Regions from separate parts of the Mus musculus genome. Here region 2 is linked to region 1. A link is a loop called in an ENCODE intact Hi-C map of the cell type or tissue named here. Cell type or tissue: heart. All regions are shown on one strand. Links, peaks and the distances in the headings refer to the core of each region. The heading gives the core; the rest is flanking DNA. Region 1 overlaps Ninj2 (ninjurin 2). Region 2 overlaps Wnk1 (WNK lysine deficient protein kinase 1).

Region 1 (9,526 bases), core at 760-8,759:
AGTGGGGTGTCGGGTGGGAATGGGTGGGCAGAGGGCCCATTCTCCCAAGTGTCTGACATACGGGCTGGTGTAAAACCAGCAAGATCAAGCAAGAAGAAGAAATGCCCCTTCTCCTTTGACTCTCCTGCCAGGTAAGACCCGGAGAGAATAGGAAGGCATCACCAAAGGTGACATGAATAGCCTTTCAGTTACTTAAGAGAGACTTGGGGACGGACTCAAGCAACATAGAAAGGCAGGAAGGGAAGGAAATGTGTATACTGCAAGCCTAGTGCCCTTGTGGCCTTGCCCTCCTGCAGAGAGAGCCCAGCCTCCCAGCCCTAAAGAAATAAGGAGGTGAAACCGGGCCCTCAGATAAAGGGCAGGGCAAGGTATGGGACAGACAAGAACAGGGGCAGGAAAAGCTGGAAAATGGCTAAGTTCTGAGAAGAAGCAGCCTGCAACCCCTTCTGTCCACCTGATGGCGCGTACTTAGCTGTACTAATAATCCCGGTCCTCTCTGGCTGGAGACGCTCTGCTGCAGCTGCTTCACCAGTGGTGCATTGAATGCTGGGCATTAATTAAGCTCAGTCTGTGAAGGGGGATGGTGAGGGTCAGGGCACCATCTTTCTGCTGTGAGAAATGGCTGGTGGGTATGCAGCAGGGCCACTTTGCAGAGCGTGACCACTATGCTGTGAATCAAGAGGGCCGCATCTGGAGTTGCAGGACCCACGTGGTGGGCTCTGAGTGCCAGGAGCAGAGCTTGGCACATCCAAGGTGGGGCCCTCTGGGAACCCACCGGGCCTTTCTTTGAAGCTATCCGAAGGGCAGGGCCGTCTGTTTCTGGGCTGCAGCTTTTTCTCCTGCCTGCTCAGGCCCTCTGCCCTTTAGAAAAGGTGCACAGGAAGCAGGCTAAGGCTGCAGCAGAACAGCTGGAGCGCCGGGCTTCTCTCTGAAACCAGAAACTTTGGGCCCTGTGCTCGAAGGCCAGAGCCGGTGGCTGCAGCCCTCCTGTTCTGTCCTAAGGACTAGAATCCCCCTGGGCCTCCCCACCCTGCTTGCCTCCTCCCTCCCAGGTCTAGTGCCTTGTGTCTGACATCTGTTACCTCCTTACCATCTGCCTTAAGAGAGAGGAAAGTGCCGTGGGTGGGGAGAGGGAGGAGGGCATTAAAGTCAGCATCTTAGAAAACAAGCGGCTGTTTCCTTCTTGCCCAATCAAGGTAGGAAAGGGTTGGGTGGAAGAGCCAGGGGTGTTCCTAAGCCATTCATGTCCCTCAGCTGTCTGCTCAAGGACACGCTAAGGACCATCCATCCCCTCCCTTCTGACTTGACTCCTGGTTCAGTGCTTGCCAGCAGAAGGGACATTTTCTGTGCTGTGCTTGGGAAGGGCACAGCAGTGTCCCGAGTCTATTAGTCTCAGCAGCCCAGGTTGTGGTCTCAACTAGAAAGTCCCCCACCCCCGTCCTAGTGAGGAAGACAAGCTAGAACCGTGCAGCTGTAATCCCAGCACTTGGGATGCTAACACAGAAACGTCAGGAGAGCATGTCAGCCTAGGCTAATAGATAAACATAAGAAAATCTTTTCTGTGTGAGTTGAAGATGCCCTACTAAGGCTTCGCAAGTGTGAGTTGGCCTCCCTAGTTATGTTTGACCTAGGCAAAAATTTTTCAAGAATTTATGTATATGGGTGTTTTGCCTGCGTGTCTGTGTGCCACCTGTGTGCCTAGTGCCCAGAGAGGCCAGAAGAGGGCATTAGATTCCCTGGAACTGGCGTTACAGGTGTTTGTAGGTCACCAGGTGGGTGCTGGGATTTGAACCCAGAACTTCTGGCAGAGCAGCCGGTGCTCTTAACTACTCGGCTGTCTCTCTACTTCTCCCCCCACCTCCCCTTTTTTCTTAAATGCTTTTAGCCATGTTTAGTGGTGCATGCCTTTCATCTCAGCACTCCAGAGGCAGAGGCAGGTGAAACTGTGGGTTTGGGGTTTGAATCTAGCTTGGTCTACATAGTGAGTTCCAGGCCAACCAGAATTACATGGTGTGACCCTGTCTCAAAAAAAGAAAAAGAAAAATGTAATCATTTAGAATGTATGTGGTGTATGTATGCCACAGTGCAGGGTGGTGTCAGAGGGCAGCTTTCAGTGATCCGTTCTCCTCCCTTCACATCATATGGGGTTCCTCCGGCTTGGCAGCAAGGGCTTTTGCTCACTAACCTTCCCACCAGTGAAAATCTGTATTTTTGTTGTTGTTAAGATGTATGTGTTTCAGAGCTGGAGAGATGGCTCAGTGGCTGAGATCAACAACTCTCCCAGGGAGCCCAGGCTCAATTCTCAGCACCCACCTGGTGACTCACAATTGTCTGTAACTCCAGTTCCAGGAGACCTGACACCTTCACACAGACATTCATGCAAGCAAAACACCAATGAACATAAGATGAAAATAAATTATTTTTAAAAAGATTAATGTGTTTCATGTACATTAATGCTCTGTCTGCATGTAACATATGCATGCCAGAAGAGGGCATTGGGTCCCATTATAGATGGTTGTGAACCACCATGTGGTTGCTGGGAGTTTAGCTCAGGACCTCTGGAAGAGCAGTCAGTGCTCTTAACTGCTGAGTCATCTCTCCGGCCCCAAACATTTGTATTATTAGAACACACCTAAGAGACACCAGACATCATTAGTGTGAAAAGTGGAGTATGTTTATAGTAGATTCTTTAAAAGGCTATGTGTGCATTCGTCAATCCAGAACTCAGTGACCTCTGTCACCATACAGACGACAATAAGCCTTTTTGAGGACGAAGATGATGAGGTATCCACGCACCAGCCTGATTTAGAACCCATTGGACTGAAGACAGCAAGACTAACTCGGTGAATTTTCAGATATCTTTATAGATAGATTCCATTTTGCAGAAAGGGAACATTGAGGCCTGGAGCACAGGAAAAGAAGGCAGTGCAGAGTGTGCAGGCTGTGCAGGAGCTGCCTTAACAGACCGAGTTACTGCTGCTGGAAGCAGCTCGGGCCTCCAGACCAAAGTGCAATTACGTCACCCAGGAAAGAGGCCCACTTTAATTCTGGTGCTGTGGACAAGAGGCAGGGGTTTCTTCGTAGCCCTTGAAGCTCTCCTGGAGGCTGTGGGAAATGCTAGTTATCCTGACAAGTCAGGGACAAAGGCTGAAGTGGCTCTAGACCCAGCTCCTGCAGGGAAAACAGACAAAAGGTAATGCAGGGGCGGGGCCAGATGAGGCTCCTCCTGGGCTGGATTTACACCCAGTCCGCATGCTGATGTAAGTAAAGAATGGAGTCATTCAGGCGCCCTGAAGTGCAGTTTCCAGGCTGCTCCTAGGGGGAGCATTATGGATGCTGTTGTTGGCTCATCTGCCATAGTAGGGGACCAAGCAATGCCTGACTACTGTGCTGTTAGGCAGCATCAAGTAGACACCACAGCCCCATCTTTTTCTTGCCAACAGGCCACAACAGACACTAACCACACAGGCCCTCCGTTCCATCCCAAGCTGGGGGTGGGGTCTGCCTAAAAACCAGCTGGGTGTGGCACACCTGTCATCTTTAGTTACACAGGAAGCTTAGGTCTAGCATGGGTTACAAGAAACACTGCCTGAAAGCAAACAGCAAAAGAAATGAAGGATAGTCACCCCTTCAGAGCAAAGGTCTCAGGGGCAGGTTTCACTAAGTCCCCCTCATGCTATGTGTACTGACTGTGGGAGGCTTGTCCCTATAACCCAGCCCTTATGGTGCACAGAGTGAGGAAGGCCGACTCCTGTATCCCTCATGATTTATTTGCCGTGGCAGGCCCATCCCTTCACACCAGAGCTTGTGGATGTACGGTGGGAAGCTCATGCCTGTAACACATCGCTCATGGTGCATGTCCTGTGTGAGGCCCGTGCTTTAAGCCAGCACTCTCTGAATACCCTGGTTGGAGCCTGAAACCAGCTTGCCAGCCCTCATGGTGTGTGTACTTGAGAGTTGGGGGAGGCATGCTTATAAACAAGCACCAACTGTGAAGATTCTGTTGGAGGCTGACATTTGTATACCAACAGTCAGTGTGCGTGTATAGGCTCGAACCTATAACCTAGCATTCAAGGTGCAGATACATCCATGACTCATGCATGCAATACAGCATCCATGGTACATGCATTGTGGGAGATTTACACATGTATCCCATCCCCCATGGTGTGTGTACTTTGGGAGGCCTGTCAGCTCTTCAAGGACTCCCTTGCCTATGGGACTATAGACCTTCCCCCTTGGTGTGTGTGTGGTGGTGGGAGGACGGAAAGAGAGCCCTCGTACTCTGACCTCCAGAGACCGAGAAAGTCATTGATGAGCCCTTGGATCTGAGGTCCTCTGGGCCTCTGCCTCATTCACCTGGGACCTAGGTAGTCATCAAATAGGATTGCTGGAGGTCCTGGCAGCCATGGAGGCTGCATGGTGTGCTCCGAAAGCAGTGATAAAAATGTTGATGACCACGGTTATGAAGACCAAGATGGTGGCAGCATTGTTGAGCTTATTTAAATGCCTCTGGTTCTCTACCTCATTCAGGTTCAGGATGGCTGTGGAGACAAGGAGATCAGGGTGAGTGGTGGTGGATGGTGGGTGGGTAAGGGTCAATCTAACAGGGCCAAAGCCTGGAGCTTCCCTCTCCCCACCCATGAATTTGGAGACAACCTGGCTTTGGAGACCGATCAGGAAGAAATGAAGTCACTGGACTGAAGTGTGTTTGAGTCTTCTAGCACATGAAACATCTACTGGATGATTCATAGAATGGACATTGGGATGCAAAAACGTCTACGAGGGAAGGTGTACTTCCAATACAATGGACACAAGAAATTGTCACTAGCTAGTAGGGTCAGTCATTTATCAGCTGCCGAGAAGTGCCCACCCATGGGATATGAGGAGATAGGACTGGGGGTGCCCTTAGTGTAGGATCTGTTACCTAGGCGTAGATGTGTAACCCCTCTGTTAGCAGGTGGCTGGGAAGTTTCACATATGATGCAGGGACCTTTCCTACCACCAGGGGGCGCCAAGGCAGAAAGCCTGACTCCAGGCTGGGCTCCTTACCGATGAACACAAGAAGGAGGCTAATGACCACTTGCAGGAGCAGAGAGACAATGATGAGGGTGACTAGGGTGGTGTAGTACTCCGCGAATGGCCCTTGCTGCAGCACTGATTTCAGCCGCATGGCATTGGACATAAAGAGCGCCACGTCTAGCATGCTCTCTGCCACACTCTTCTTGGTGGCATAAAAGTTCAGGTCTATGCGCTGGTTCCCTCCGCGCATGGAGTGCCTGTGCTATAAGAGAAGAGAATCTGGTAAAAGGGCTGGAAGGGACTGGGAAGAATACAGGGGTTTTAATACCCTCCCCAAAGGCGATGAAATGTCCTCTTGGGTGACAGTGACAGCCTCCCTGCTCAGCTAATGACCTGAAACCAATGAAAGGTTGGGAGGATGTGGAGGTGATAGTGGGTGTACTGTTGGTTGAATGGATTGGTGGATGGAACCTCTGTGGACCACTAAGCTCTGAACTAACTAATGCAACATGACAGAATCTGTTTCACTATTGCCGTACACCTTCACGTCATCAGATGAAGACAGACAACAGAAGGAGATCTGAGACCTGGCTGAAATGGAAAAAACACTTCCTCCAGCATGGCCAGCCCCACCTTAGCCAGTACCTGGGTCAGGAGTCCTAGAGCTTCCTTCCCACTCCCCCATATAAAGGACCATGGGCTATTAGAAAAACACGTCTACACAGCAATGCATAGCAGTTGAAAGGTCTTAACTTTAAAAATTGTTTGGGAAGACTAGAGATGTATCTCGGTGTATAGTGCTTCCCAGCATGCCCTGGGCTATAGTTTCGATTCCTGCCATTGCTGAAACAAATTAATATTTTAAATTATTTTAAAATAATTTGGTTTGTTTTTGTTTTCCAGGGCAGAGTTTCTCTGTATAGCCTTGGCTATCCTAGATCTCCCTTTGTAGATGAGGCTGGCCTTGAACTCAGAGATTCACCTGCCTCACCCTAACCCTAAGTGATGGGATTAAAGGCATGCACCCCCACTGCCCTGCTAAATAAAATTACTTTTGAGATATAAAAGCAAGTTCTTGTTCTCACTAATTCTAATATCCCAGAGGGGGCGCTGCAAGACCTTTGTAGTCGCTCAAGAGTGCTTGGAGCAGATGGAGCTAGAAGAGGCAGAAGCAGGAAGACTCTACATGCTGTGGTCTCACAGGGCATGGTGGTGGCCACCTGTAATCCTAGAATAGGAAGGCCAAGGAGGCAGAGGTGAGAGAGGAGCAGGTATTTGAGGCCAGCCTGAGCTACACAAGACCCTGTCTCAAAACACAAGGGCCTATGAGGTGGCTCAGTGAGTAAAAGTGCTTGCTGTAAAGTCTGACAGCCTAAAGTCAGTCTCCAGGGTGTGGTGTGGGTGGGTGGGTGGGCTGTGAATAGAGAGGTCACTGAGTGGGTGGATGCAGAGATATAGGTAAACTGTGGGCGGGTAGGTCTATAGACTGGGATGGATGGATGAATGGATAGGTGGTGGGTGGATGAGAGAAATAAGTTTTAGGGAGTTTGGGTGTCTCTTTTACTCAGCATGCATAACTCTAATAGGTTCTCCACATCCCTTCACATCTTCACAAGGCTCAGGTAGTTAATTATACCTAGGCCTTTTGAGACGGAAGGGCCTGTTTAATCAGAATCAGGGCTTTAAAGGAAGCCAGTTGTGGTAGTAACATCTGAAATCACAGTATTGGAAAAACAGAGCCAGGACAATCACCACGAATATAAGGCCAGCCTGGGCTACATCGTGTCTCAGAATAGATGGGACTGGCTAGATGGCTCAACAGGCACTCATGCTTGCTGCCCAAACCTGAGGACTTGAGCTTGATGCGTGGAACTGGAGGTGAAAGGAACAACCCACTCCTCAAAACTGCCCTGACACCCACACATGTGTCATCCCGACACCCACACGTGTGCCATGCCATGTGTGATGGACACACAAGGGTGGTAAGTGAAAAATTTAAAATAGACACTAATAAATATACCCAAGATAGCCTAACAGTCGTTTTGGAGTTGAACATGGTGGCTCATGTGTAGGCTCTCTTGAAATTGTTTGTTTTGGTTTTTTTCTGCTTTGGTTTTACTACACACACACACATATATTTAAAGACAGGGTCTCATGTATAGTCCAGGCACAGTTCAAATTCGCCATCTTCTGGCCTCAGCCTCTGAGCTGAAGTGTGCACTCCAGCTTTAGGTAGGATAGGAATGCAGAGGAGATGGGGAAGTCAGGTGTAACCTTGGCTAGGGGATGAGATTGAAGATTCACAGGGACTCCTTATTAAATGTAGATGGAGCATGCCCACCAGGAAGAAGTGAGGCTGGGTGAGTTAGAAGAGACAGTCACCACTCACCCCTGTGCTCCACCCGCTGGGATACAAGCTGCTCACATTGGGCCCTGGTCATGACCATCAAAATCAGACTGGAGGCTCTAGTGTGGTCCACTTGGTAGGATGCTTAGCATAGAGCCCTGGATTTGATCCCCCAGGACAACACAAGTGGCTGCTGGTGACACACACTTGTAATCCTAATAATCTACAGACGAGGGGTCTTGACTGTTGTGTCTTCTCAGCCAGTTAAAGAATTGAAAGGCAGGACAAACCCCGAGCACAACGGCGAGCAGGGGAGACGTCTCAACCACCACAGCAGCAGACAATCTGCAGTTGCAGAAAGTCATTTCTTGAAGGCAAAGAAACACACACACACACACACACACACACACACAAAGCAGACACCCGGAGAAAGAGATTTCCCACCCCCAAAAGCAAACTGGGGCTAAAAGGAAAAGAAAAAAAAAATCCAATCTCTTCTTGAGAGCTGCAGGTTTTAGATTCGCTAAAAAGTTTTCCTCCTCCAATTTAGGATTGGCCAGTTTAAAGAAGGAGGGCTTGAATTGCCGGCGACTGTTGAGTAGCCCGTGCCAATCTGGTCTGGAACTGGTTGGGCCAGTCCATCAGCAGGTGGCCTGTTGGAGGAGTTAGAGTCCCTGGTAGGCAGGCAGCCAGGAAGAAGGGCCGTCCCAGGGACTCACTCCCAGTCTCCCACTGGCCTTCTCCAGCGGTAGAGAGAGACAGGAGGATCAAGTGAAGCTTGGGGAACTGCAAAAGTGAAGACCCAAGTTCACACTGTTATGCTCGCCAGGCACTGGGGAGCAGAGATGGGTGGATTCTGGAGTCTGCAGCCAATCTCCGTCAGTCTGGGAACACCGGGTCTGGTGAGAGACTGTCTCAAAATGAAGAGTGATTGTGGAAAACACCCGGCTTTGAACTCTGACCTCCACAAGGATACACTTTCCCCTAGCCGCACAATTTTAATTAATCTATACAAGGTTCAAATGTGTTTTAATTGAACACACTTGGGTGGCCCTAGTGAAAATAGAACATTTATCCTTTCCCTGAGCTAAATGAGAACAGAGAGAGTGGCATTGTTTGAAGTCATCGCCTAGGGGTTAAAATAGCACCCTACACACAACTGTTAGACAACAAGGCCTGGGGCGAGGGAAAGCCTCTCAGAAGCCCTGAGCTAGAACAGCGACCACCCCACCGCCTTGGATTGCTGGCTTCTTGGGATGAGGAGGGAGCCTTTGTTTCTGCCTGACAGCATGCTCCTCTCTCCCTTCCTGTGCTGTGATCTCACGAGGAGATTAGCTTTGTAGGCCGGGCTGACAACATTGTATCAATAACTAAAACCGCTAGAAGCTGACTGGGGAAGGACCGGGAAACTCCAAGGCTGTAACGCTGTGTCGAGAGTTGTTTCAAAGCTAGAAATCCTTGACAAATGGATGTCTTAATTATAAACTACTTTACAAAATTCATATTTAGAGAACGATAAAGTCAAGTCGAGCTCCCAGAACTAAAAAATGAAAATGAAAAAGCTGAACTCCAGAGGTGGAGATATGCTTCTAACTGTTAAGAGCACTTGCTGCTCTTACCGAAGACACAGCCAACACAGGTGGCTCTCAGCCACCTCTAACTTCAGATCTAGGGGGATCTAGTACCCTCTTCCAGACTCCATGGGAAGGCCAATGGTTACATCCGACCCAAGGCTATAGGCCAAGGCCCTGGCTCATTTGCTTAAGGCCTGGTCTGAATCACTCTGAGAACACCAACAGATGGCTCACTTGATAACATTTTCCAATGGGCTGCCCCCCCAATCCCCACTCCCCAATCTCCCAACCCCCCACCTTTGAGCTGTTTCCCATCCCCTCTCAAGCCCTTCCTTACCATCCTTCAGGACTTTGCCCCTCCTTCCAAAAGCAGCTCACACCTGGTTTGAGAGTTGATAGACTGGCTGTCTCTAAAAACTTTCAGGGGCAGAGCCTTAACTCAAACCTCTAGCCAGGTGTTTAACATTGGCTGTAGGTGGGGCTTGGGGGGTTAAGGAGTCCTGGAAGAGCAGGAGATGCTGGGAAACATCATTCCAAATTTCTACAAAAAAGTATCATAATCTCAACTTTAATCCCCTCTCTCTCA
Region 2 (9,526 bases), core at 526-8,525, 250 kb after region 1:
TTTGAGTAGTAGGCAGGAATATGAAACTTCAGAATAATATGCCTTTGAATCTTATTATACACGATTTTCCCCCTCAAAGTGCACATTCAGACGTTGCTTCTGGTATGAGTGATGGCAATGAGAATGCTCCATCATCCAGCGGGAGGCATGAAGGGAGGACAACAAAACGGCATTATAGAAAATCCGTAAGAAGTCGCTCTCGGCATGAAAAGACTTCTCGCCCAAAACTGAGGATTTTAAATGTAAATATTGATTTGTGACCATTGTATTGCTTAAAGAATTTAGCACTTTTAATTTTAGAAATCATGAAATCTAAACCACTCACTTTGTTAAAATAAAGATAACTCATCTTTATATATAATTTCATAGCAACTTTTTATTTAATTACACAATTTCTTCTATTGAGTATCACATTTCATTTTGTTGTTGCACCTAGCTCTAGAGTTTTAACTAGTAGAAAAACAGACTAGATGCTTTTGCTAATGGAAGTTGAAAAGAGCTCAAGATCTTCTCACATATTTCTTTAGCCAATTTAAAATTTAAGGGATGGTCAAGGGTGGTGGCACACACCTTTAATCCTAGCACTTGACAGGCAGAGGTAGGCAGATATCTGAGTTCAAGACAACTACACAGAGAAACCCTGTCTCAAACACACACATACACACACACACACACTCAAGGAATTTCAAGATGACTTCCCGAAGTCTGTAATAAGTCAGAATATGAATTACTTTTTTCTTTTTAGGTTTCAAATAAAGGAGACCGAGTAGTAGAATGTCAATTAGAGACTCATAATCGGAAGATGGTTACATTTAAATTTGACCTAGATGGTGACAACCCTGAAGAGATAGCAACAATTATGGTATGCCTCCATTTGGAATTCCACATTTTCCCATAGTATTTGGTCTTAAATACATGTTCTAGGCAACCATGCATTATTTTGTCATCCACTTTCATTCTGACAATAAATTTTAATTCATGTTCTAAAACTAGCATACCCAACCATGATTCTATGATTTAGAGATGGCTTTTGTCTAAGATGTAGCTGTGTATATGTTCAGGGTCTTATAAAGGAAAGTAGTATTTTAAATACCAAGTACATAGTACAGCTGATGTACAGACTAAAGTCATAAAAATAAAATGGTAATTGAATGACTTAAAGCTTAAAAAAGTACTAATAAGATTGATATCACGTTTCTTATAGGTGAACAATGACTTTATTCTAGCAATAGAGAGAGAGTCTTTTGTGGCTCAAGTGCGGGAAATTATTGAAAAGGCTGATGAAATGTTAAGTGAGGATGTCAGTGTGGAGCCTGAGGGTGACCAGGGATTGGAGAGTCTGCAAGGAAAGGATGACTATGGCTTCCCAGGTTCTCAGGTAGGTTCACCATACTTTTAGTTAGTTCTGTTTATTTAAAATAGTTCTGTACTGCTTAATCTGCCAAACAGAATATCCACTGATAAAATAATGCCCTTGTGTCTGAGAATGAACATTTATGTTCTCATCAAATGACAATATGCTTTGCATAATCATGGAGGTTGCATTTGAGAAGAGTTTTACTTTTGCTTATTGTAGAAATTAGAAGGAGAGTTCAAGCAACCAATTGCTGTATCTTCCATGCCACAACAAATAGGTAAGCTTTTCTTTTTTTATTTGACAAGGAGTTGTATGTGCTAATAACGAACTCTCAAGGGTTTATTCATATATAACAATATATATGAATTTCAATGATTTGTTTTGTTCAGGTGTTCCTACCAGTTCTTTAACGCAAGTTGTTCATTCTGCTGGAAGACGGTTTATAGTGAGTCCTGTACCTGAAAGTAGGTTACGAGAATCAAAAGTTTTCACCAGTGACATATCAGATCCAGGTAAGAATGATTCAGCCATGCTTTAGTAAATCTTACAGCATCTCTGATATGGTGGAAGCTTGATCAAGCAATAATTAATGATCAAATCAAAAGTAGAAAATTAAAAGTAATAAAGTCACACAGAAGAAGGAAATGAATTATAATAGAGAATGTAGTTGGACATGACACATGCACGTGATTTCATTGCTCAGGAGACAGAGAGAAGGGGGATGATCAGGAGGTCAGCCTGGGTGGCTGAGTGACACTTTGTCTCCAAAAAAGAAAAAATAGAAAAGAGAAATAAGAGAAAGACTGCAGACCATGAAGGACCAGGTGTGCTAAACAACCTATACAGTAGTGTGTTTCTGTATTTAGAGGTAAATTTTTTTTTCAGGTTAGTCTTATGTTTGATGGTTTTCAAGATTATGTACTCATAAGCTGCCTTACTAGGGTAAACTGCTCCTTTACTGTTTTACTGCATGCTGTTTCCTTGGGAGTCTTACTGATGTGTAGCATTGTTGATAATCCAATAATGGTTCTTCAAAAACTCTCTTTTTTAATCCATGTGTATATATAGGCTAATTTCTTTATTTTTGTTTTCCTTTCTAGTTGTGGCCTCTACATCTCAGGCCCCTGGAATGAACTTATCTCACTCTGCTTCATCCCTCAGTCTCCAGCAGGCTTTTTCTGAACTGAAACATGGTCAGATGACTGAAGGACCCAATACAGCACCTCCAAATTTTAATCACATGGCGGGACCAACATTTTCTCCCTTTTTGGCTAGCATTGCTGGTGTCCAAACTGTAGCAGCATCCACACCGTCAGTATCAGTCCCTATAACAAGCAGTCCTCTTAATGACATTTCCACATCAGTGATGCAGTCTGAGACTGCACTGCCCACTGAAAAAGGCATCGTGGGAGTTACCACTACCAGCACAGGTGTGGTAGCTTCAGGTGGTCTCACCACAATGTCTGTGTCTGAGTCACCAACATCTTCCAGTGCGGTTTCAAGTTCTACAGTACCTGCAGTTGTCACTGTGTCCACACCATCCCAGCCAGTTCAGGCTTCCACATCTGGGAGCATTGCTTCAAGTACAGGCAGTTTTCCTCCTGGAACATTTTCTACAACTACAGCTACTACAATGGGTAGTGTGGTGGCCCCAGATGCTAAGCCTCCAACTGTATTATTGCAACAGGTAGCAAGCAATACTGCTGGGGTTGCCATAGTGACATCAGTCTCTACCACCACTCCATTCCCAGGCATGGCTTCACAGCCATCCCTTCCACTTAGTAGCAGCACCTCTGCTCCTACTCTAGCTGAAACAATGGTGGTTAGTGCACACTCACTAGACAAGGCATCTCACAGTAGTACAGCAGGATTGGGTTTGTCCTTTTGTGCGCCATCCTCTTCCTCCTCCTCTGGAACAGCTGTGTCTACTTCTGTTTCTCAGCCTGGTATGGTTCATCCTTTGGTCATCTCATCAGCTGTAGTTTCTACACCTGGCCTCCCCCAACCAGTAGTACCTACTTCTACACCTTTATTACCCCAAGTACCTAATATCCCACCCTTGGTACAACCTGTTGTTAATGTGCCTGCTGTACAGCAAACACTCATTCACAGTCAGCCTCAACCAGCTCTGCTTCCCAACCAGCCTCACACACACTGTCCTGAAATGGATGCTGATACCCAATCCAAAGCTCCTGGGATTGATGATATAAAGACTCTGGAGGAAAAGCTGAGATCTCTCTTTAGTGAACACAGCTCATCTGGAACTCAGCATGCTTCTGTCTCCCTAGAGACACCTTTAGTAGTAGAGACGACTGTCACACCGGGCATCACTACCACTGCTGTAGCACCAAGTAAACTCATGACTTCCACTACAAGTACTTGCTTACCACCAACCAGTTTACCATTAGGAGCAGCTGGCATGCCAGTTATGCCAGTAGGCACACCTGGGCAGGTTTCTACCCCAGGCACACACGCTTCAGCCCCAGTCGGCACTGCAACAGGAGTAAAACCTGGAACAACTCCCCCAAAGCCAACTAAGACTGTGGTAAGAGTCATCATACAATGACTAAATAAATATGATTACTTTTCTTTCCTCTCAATAATTACATGTTTTCAGCTGAGTCTTGCAAGTTATGAAGGTGCCTGGCATATAAACTCGTCTCTCAGTCTTAAAGTGACAACAGTTTTAGGATCTAAGTATAGGTAACACAAGAATGTTCTCTTAGTTTGGAATGTGGCTAGATTTTTAGGTTATATTGAACAGTTTTCTTAGAATGTAGAATTATCAGGTAAAATAAATAATGGTCAAGTAAAATACAGGTTTTTCCCTGGGTCTTATGCCTCATGTCTATTACCCCAACACTTGAAGACAGAAGGTAGTTACAAGTTACAGGAAAGCCTGGGCACTACAATGAGTTACAGGCCAGTCTTGGCTATAGAATAGGGCTTTGTCTCTAAATAAAGAAATAGGAAAGAAAAGAAAAAAAACCAAGGGCTCAGCATTTAAGAACACTGCTCTTTCAAATAACCCAAATTTGGTTCCCAGAAGCCATGTGCAGAAGACTTAATAACAACCTCTGGATCTGACCTCTCCTGGCCTCTGCAGGCAACTGCATTCAGAATGCTCATACTCCCACAAAGACATGCATAGATATAAATAGTTTAACAATATAAGTCTGTTGAAAAGGACAGGTTATTTCTACGGGATTGGTAGATATTAAAGAATTCTACATCCCAAAAAGGAGCAAAATGTATTGACCAATAAAGGAATATTTTATCATCTTTTAGTTGAGAATGAATATTCCTTATTGTAGATTCCTTTGATAAAAATTGGGAGTTAATAAAAAGTTGAAGTTGGGCTGGAGAGATGGCTAAGCAGTTAACTTCTAGAGGTCCTGAGTTCGATTCCTAGAACCACGTGTTGGCTCATAGCCATCTGTAATGGGGTCTGATGCCCTCTTCTGGTGTGTCTGAAGAGAGTGACAGTGTACTCGTAAACAATAAATAAAGTTGGAAGTTGATAAAAGTGATTGAAAATGAAAGAGGAAATAATAGCATTCTAGAAATCCAATAAACAGAAACTATTTAATTGTGCTGTTGCAGATGTCCTCTCATTCTGATATCTTCATCCTCTTTCTGTGCCAATAGAATAATATAATTTTATGCCTTTGTTATCAGTCATGACCTTTGTTTATTTCTAAATCTGCTTGTTTTCTTTGAAATGTCTTATTTATCTCATATGAGCAACTTCAAAAATTTGTTGGTGGCTCTTTTTTTGGCACTTGATGCCTGGTGCCCAACAAAGTCAGAAAAGGGCATCAAATCCCCTAGAACTGGAGTTTTGAGCCACAATGTTGATTCTGGGAACAAAACTTGGGTTCTCTATAAGAGCAGCTAGTGCTCTTAACTGCTGAGCTGTCTCTTCAGCCCCTAACTGTACTCTTATCTGTCTACTTAAAAATTTTGTTCTTTTTGTTTCCCTTCTCATTGCATTTTATCATTTGTTTCATAGTTGTTTGATTGTAACTGTCATACTAGTGTCTTTGGTATGTTGTCCTTTAAAACAGACTGAAAAGTGTAATTTAAATGCTATAAGTAGACACATTTTAGTATCGTTCTGCTTTTAAATTAATTTTTTCTTAGTATATATTTTTTACCAATGGTAGCTCATAGACTTGAATTTTCCTTCATTATTATAGGTGCCACCAGTGGGTACTGAACTTTCAGCCGGTACTGTACCCTGTGAGCAGCTGCCACCTTTTCCTGGACCTTCTCTAATTCAGGTGCCAGTAACTTAATAAATTATTTTCTTCACCAGAAAAGCCCCTGCTTTTCTTCACCAAATTTGTGTAAATTCTCCATTGTGTTATTTATCTTGGCTTCTAGATCATTCTGGCTATGAATTAGTAATAACATTCTTGTAAACTTTTCTTGGCAGGCCTGGCATGGTGGCACTTGCCTTTAATCCCAACGTTTAAGGTGGTGTGTTAGTTTCAGGCCATCCAGGGCTACATAGTAAGACCCTGCCTCAAACAAAGAAGTTAATAATAAACTGTATCTGGCTATACTAGTCAGATGGTGAGCTCTGGATTAAAATGAGACACCCTGCCTCTATATAAGGTAGAAAGCAATCAAAGAAGACACTCAAGCTTCTACACACACAGTGTATATAAGTGTGGCCCACCACAGCACCACAGACACACAAATAAAATGAAACTTAAAAAGAGAAAAAAAAAAGTAAAGCTGAGCTTCTAAGCCATTGTAGAAATAAAAGTTGTACATATTTCACTCTTTGTTCCTGAATCAGAAAAAAAACGACCCATAAGTCTGCATTCTTGAAATCTTTAGAACCCCCTCCCCCGAGGAAGAAGAAGAACATCAAGAGTTCTTCCTCACTCTTCCTTAAAACTCTGTTCACTATGTTTTAAGAAAGAAAGGAACCCATGAACCAGGCCTTGTAGAAAAATAATTTTACCACTTGGGTAGGTCAAGAAAAAGAATGTAGGTATGAGAACAGCTGGCCATTCCCAGAGGGAGAAGAGAGGAAACCACATGGTAACTGGTACAGCTTTCCTCTGGTGTTTACCATTTTTTTTCACTAGTGAAATGGTTGAAGTACGGCATGGTCATACTTAACAATATTTAAGTTACTCTTTTTTCCTACTACCATTACCACTGCATTTAATTGCATTCTCATCAAGAAAGCAGTTCTGAGCCCATTGTAAACATGAAAAAAGTTCTGAAATGAAAACAACAAATAAATTTGAAATGATATTTGTAATTCTTTCTTAAATTATGTTTAAGAAAAGCATGACAGATTGCTTACATGAGAAGCCCGTTATGCATTTATCCCTACTTATTTGATCCTAATTTTCATTTGAACATGATAGGATAAGTAACATGCCACAAGTTAACATATGAATGTGGGTATATAATTTAACAATAGATTCTGATATACTTTCCAGAATGTATTTTCATAGAGAAACCAGTAAAGTCACTAACATTAAACATAGAAGATAGAATGATTCTGAAACTACAAAAGCATAAATGTACTTGGATTGTCCTAAGGATTGATAGACTGACAACTTGATAGATAATATTACTTCATTATACTGGTTTTATATTCAGTATTAGAACAAATGTGATTTAGAGCATAAAATGATGTAATCTGTATAATTAGCTATATATAGTGACACTGAAGGTGCTAAACAACTTACAGTACTGTTTTTGCTTAGTCCCAGCAACCACTAGAAGATCTTGATGCTCAGTTGAGAAGAACACTTAGTCCAGAGACTATTACAGTGGCACCTGCAGTTGGTGTAAGTTTTTAAATGGCGATCAAAAACAAACAAAAAGCCTCTTAAGATTGTCTTCTAGCATAAACTATCATCTAGGTGATTATTACCTTAATTCAGAGTCCTTGTCAGCAAAATGACACAGATTTAAAAGAGTAACTATGGAAAAAGATATCAGAGATGCTTGTTGTTTTATTTATTTTCCTCTCAGCAAATTATATTGTAGCTCAAGCTTACGATTTTGTGCTTTGGAAAAGGTTAATCCTCTATGACAATATTTTTATTAGAACTACGGTCCAGTCAGCTAGTGGACGCCTATCTCTGTGAGTTCAAGGTCAGCCTGGTCTACAGATAAAGTTTCAGGGCAGCCAAGGCTAAACAGAGAAACCTGCTTTAAAAAAAAAAAAATTCCCTAATAAGTATCTAAGCTAAACTATTTAAATATCTTGTGAGAGGCACTGAAAAGATGGCTTAACAAGTAAGTACATGTGCTGCTCTTGGAAAAGACCAGAGTTCAGTTCCTGGCACCCCAACTCTAGCAGCTCACAACTGCTTGTAATTCAACCTTCAGGGAATCAAATGCATTTTTCTAGCCTCTTCTGGCACCTGTATACATATACATGAATAAAAATAATTTTAAATTTTTTTGTGCTGAAAACTAACAGAATAGTAAAGAAGTTTTGTTTTGTTTTCCTAAAAGCTGCCTTTCTTTATCAAAACTTTAGGTTGTAAAAGAAAAAAGGAGAGGGAAAAAACCCCACTACATTTTTTGTCCATTTTACATAGATGAAAGGTAGCAAAAGTTGTCAGAATGATGAAAACTGAAGAGTCTGTGGTCTCTGTGTATGTGTTTTGCAGCCTTTGTCTACGATGTCTTCAACAACAGTTACAGAAGCAGGGACTCGGCTTCAAAAGGATGGTGAGATGCCTCCTTCTTCCTTTTGCTTTACTGAACCCAGATCTACCTGTAAATGATAATACAGTTTACTACTTAAAGGACACATTGTTGCACTTTTGACTTATATATAAGGATGTTTCATGACTGAAGAACATTGCTAAGTAATTTCTAAAGTAGGAAATATTAGTGGACTAATGAGTCTTGAATGATTATATTGGGGTGAAGAGTTACATGTAATAAGCATTGTGTTATTTTATAAAATTAGATCCATTGTTATTATTAAAAAACAATTTACAAGCCCAGGTGTGGTGGTGTGTCGCAGCAGAGGCAGGATAATTCTGAGTGGAAGACCAGACTGAGCAATATAACTAAAGCAAGCTTAGCTACATAGCTGTACACTGTCTCAAGCGGGGAAAAGGCTAGGAGTAGTCAGTTTACAGATAACTATTAATGATTTGTAGCACTGACTATATAGAAATATAGTTTATCTGGAAGAGCCTGTACATAACATTTGTTTATTGATAAAATTTAAGGTAAATTTATCAGTTTAGACATTATAATTTTTATTTTCAAAGCAATTACCTTCTGAATTGGCTCTCATTAAAAACAGTAGAAATGAGTACAACAGTACAGAAAGTCTAGAAATGAACAAAGTATAGATTTCCGATGTATTTTAGATGTATTGAATATATACAATAAAAGCTGATATTTATCTCAGGGCTGGGAATAAAATCTACAGGCACAAATCCTTGGGGTCAATCTACATCACTTAGGGTTTGGGGTGACAAGGCGTGCCAAATAAGAAAACACTAGGTCTAATCCCAGAACTCAGAAAGCTAAGGTAGGAGGATTGCCATGAGTTGCAAGCCAGTGTGGGATGCAGTGTCAGACCTTGTCTCAGAAACAAAACAGGGAAGAGAAGCATGTAAAGTCTGAGAAAGGTGGTTTTTTAAGCCAGTAAAGTTTGTTGGAGACAGGGTCTCTACATAGCCCTGACTTGCCTGGAACTCACTTTGTTAACAAGGCTGGCCTAAAAGCTCATAGAGATCCTCCTACCTCTGTCTCCACTGATTCGATCACAGGTGTCAAGATAGGAAATTTTGATAAATGGTTTGATCAACTATGTAGTCATCTGTATAATGCCAAGATGAACAGAGTTTAGACCAAGGTAAAATTACAAATAAACGTCATAAAATATCACTGATAAAAGTATATGTATGTCTGGCAGTGGTGGCACACACCTTTAATCCCAGCACTTGGGAGGGGAGAAGCAGGCAGATTTCTGAGTTCAAAGCCAGCCTGGTCTACAAAGTGAGTTCCAGGACAGCCAGGGCTACACAGAGAAACCCTGTCTTGAAAAACCAAAAAAAAAAAAAAAAAAGGTATGAAAATACCATAAGCCTATTCTATATATATTTTGTTGTTGTTGTTGTTTTTTTGAGACAGGGTTTCTCTGTGTAGCCCTGGCTGACCTAG

What was found. Peaks named below come from ENCODE experiments on the same cell type or tissue, not always from the same donor. Only the 100,000 strongest peaks of a DNase experiment are listed, where the experiment ranks them.
Region 2: it touches region 1 in a loop (4-fold over the local background); 7 of 42 quality-filtered maps call a loop at or near these places.

Annotation. Positions count from the first base shown.
Region 1 is chr6:120,193,658-120,203,183 of GRCm38, reverse strand. It overlaps Ninj2 (ninjurin 2), which reads right to left. Exons shown (of 4, transcript NM_016718.2): 2 at 5,050-5,281; 3 at 4,357-4,541; 4 at 2,846-3,171. The coding sequence ends at 4,375. B4galnt3 (beta-1,4-N-acetyl-galactosaminyl transferase 3) reads left to right here. Exons shown (of 20, transcript NM_198884.2): 20 at 1-2,431. Among named protein-coding and RNA genes, the nearest start is that of Gm25327, 55 kb to the right of the region's middle. In heart, for the core only: CTCF peaks have their summits at 5,000 (motif pointing right) and 6,123; DNase peaks (open chromatin) are centred at 4,993 and 8,053; H3K27me3 peaks cover 276 bases.
Region 2 is chr6:119,942,351-119,951,876 of GRCm38, reverse strand. It overlaps Wnk1 (WNK lysine deficient protein kinase 1), which reads left to right. Exons shown (of 28, transcript NM_001199084.1): 14 at 80-242; 15 at 746-862; 16 at 1,205-1,378; 17 at 1,577-1,634; 18 at 1,747-1,869; 19 at 2,458-3,902; 20 at 5,557-5,640; 21 at 7,093-7,176; 22 at 8,011-8,071. Among named protein-coding and RNA genes, the nearest start is that of Rad52, 44 kb to the right of the region's middle. In heart, for the core only: a CTCF peak has its summit at 4,475; no DNase peak of the experiment used is centred there.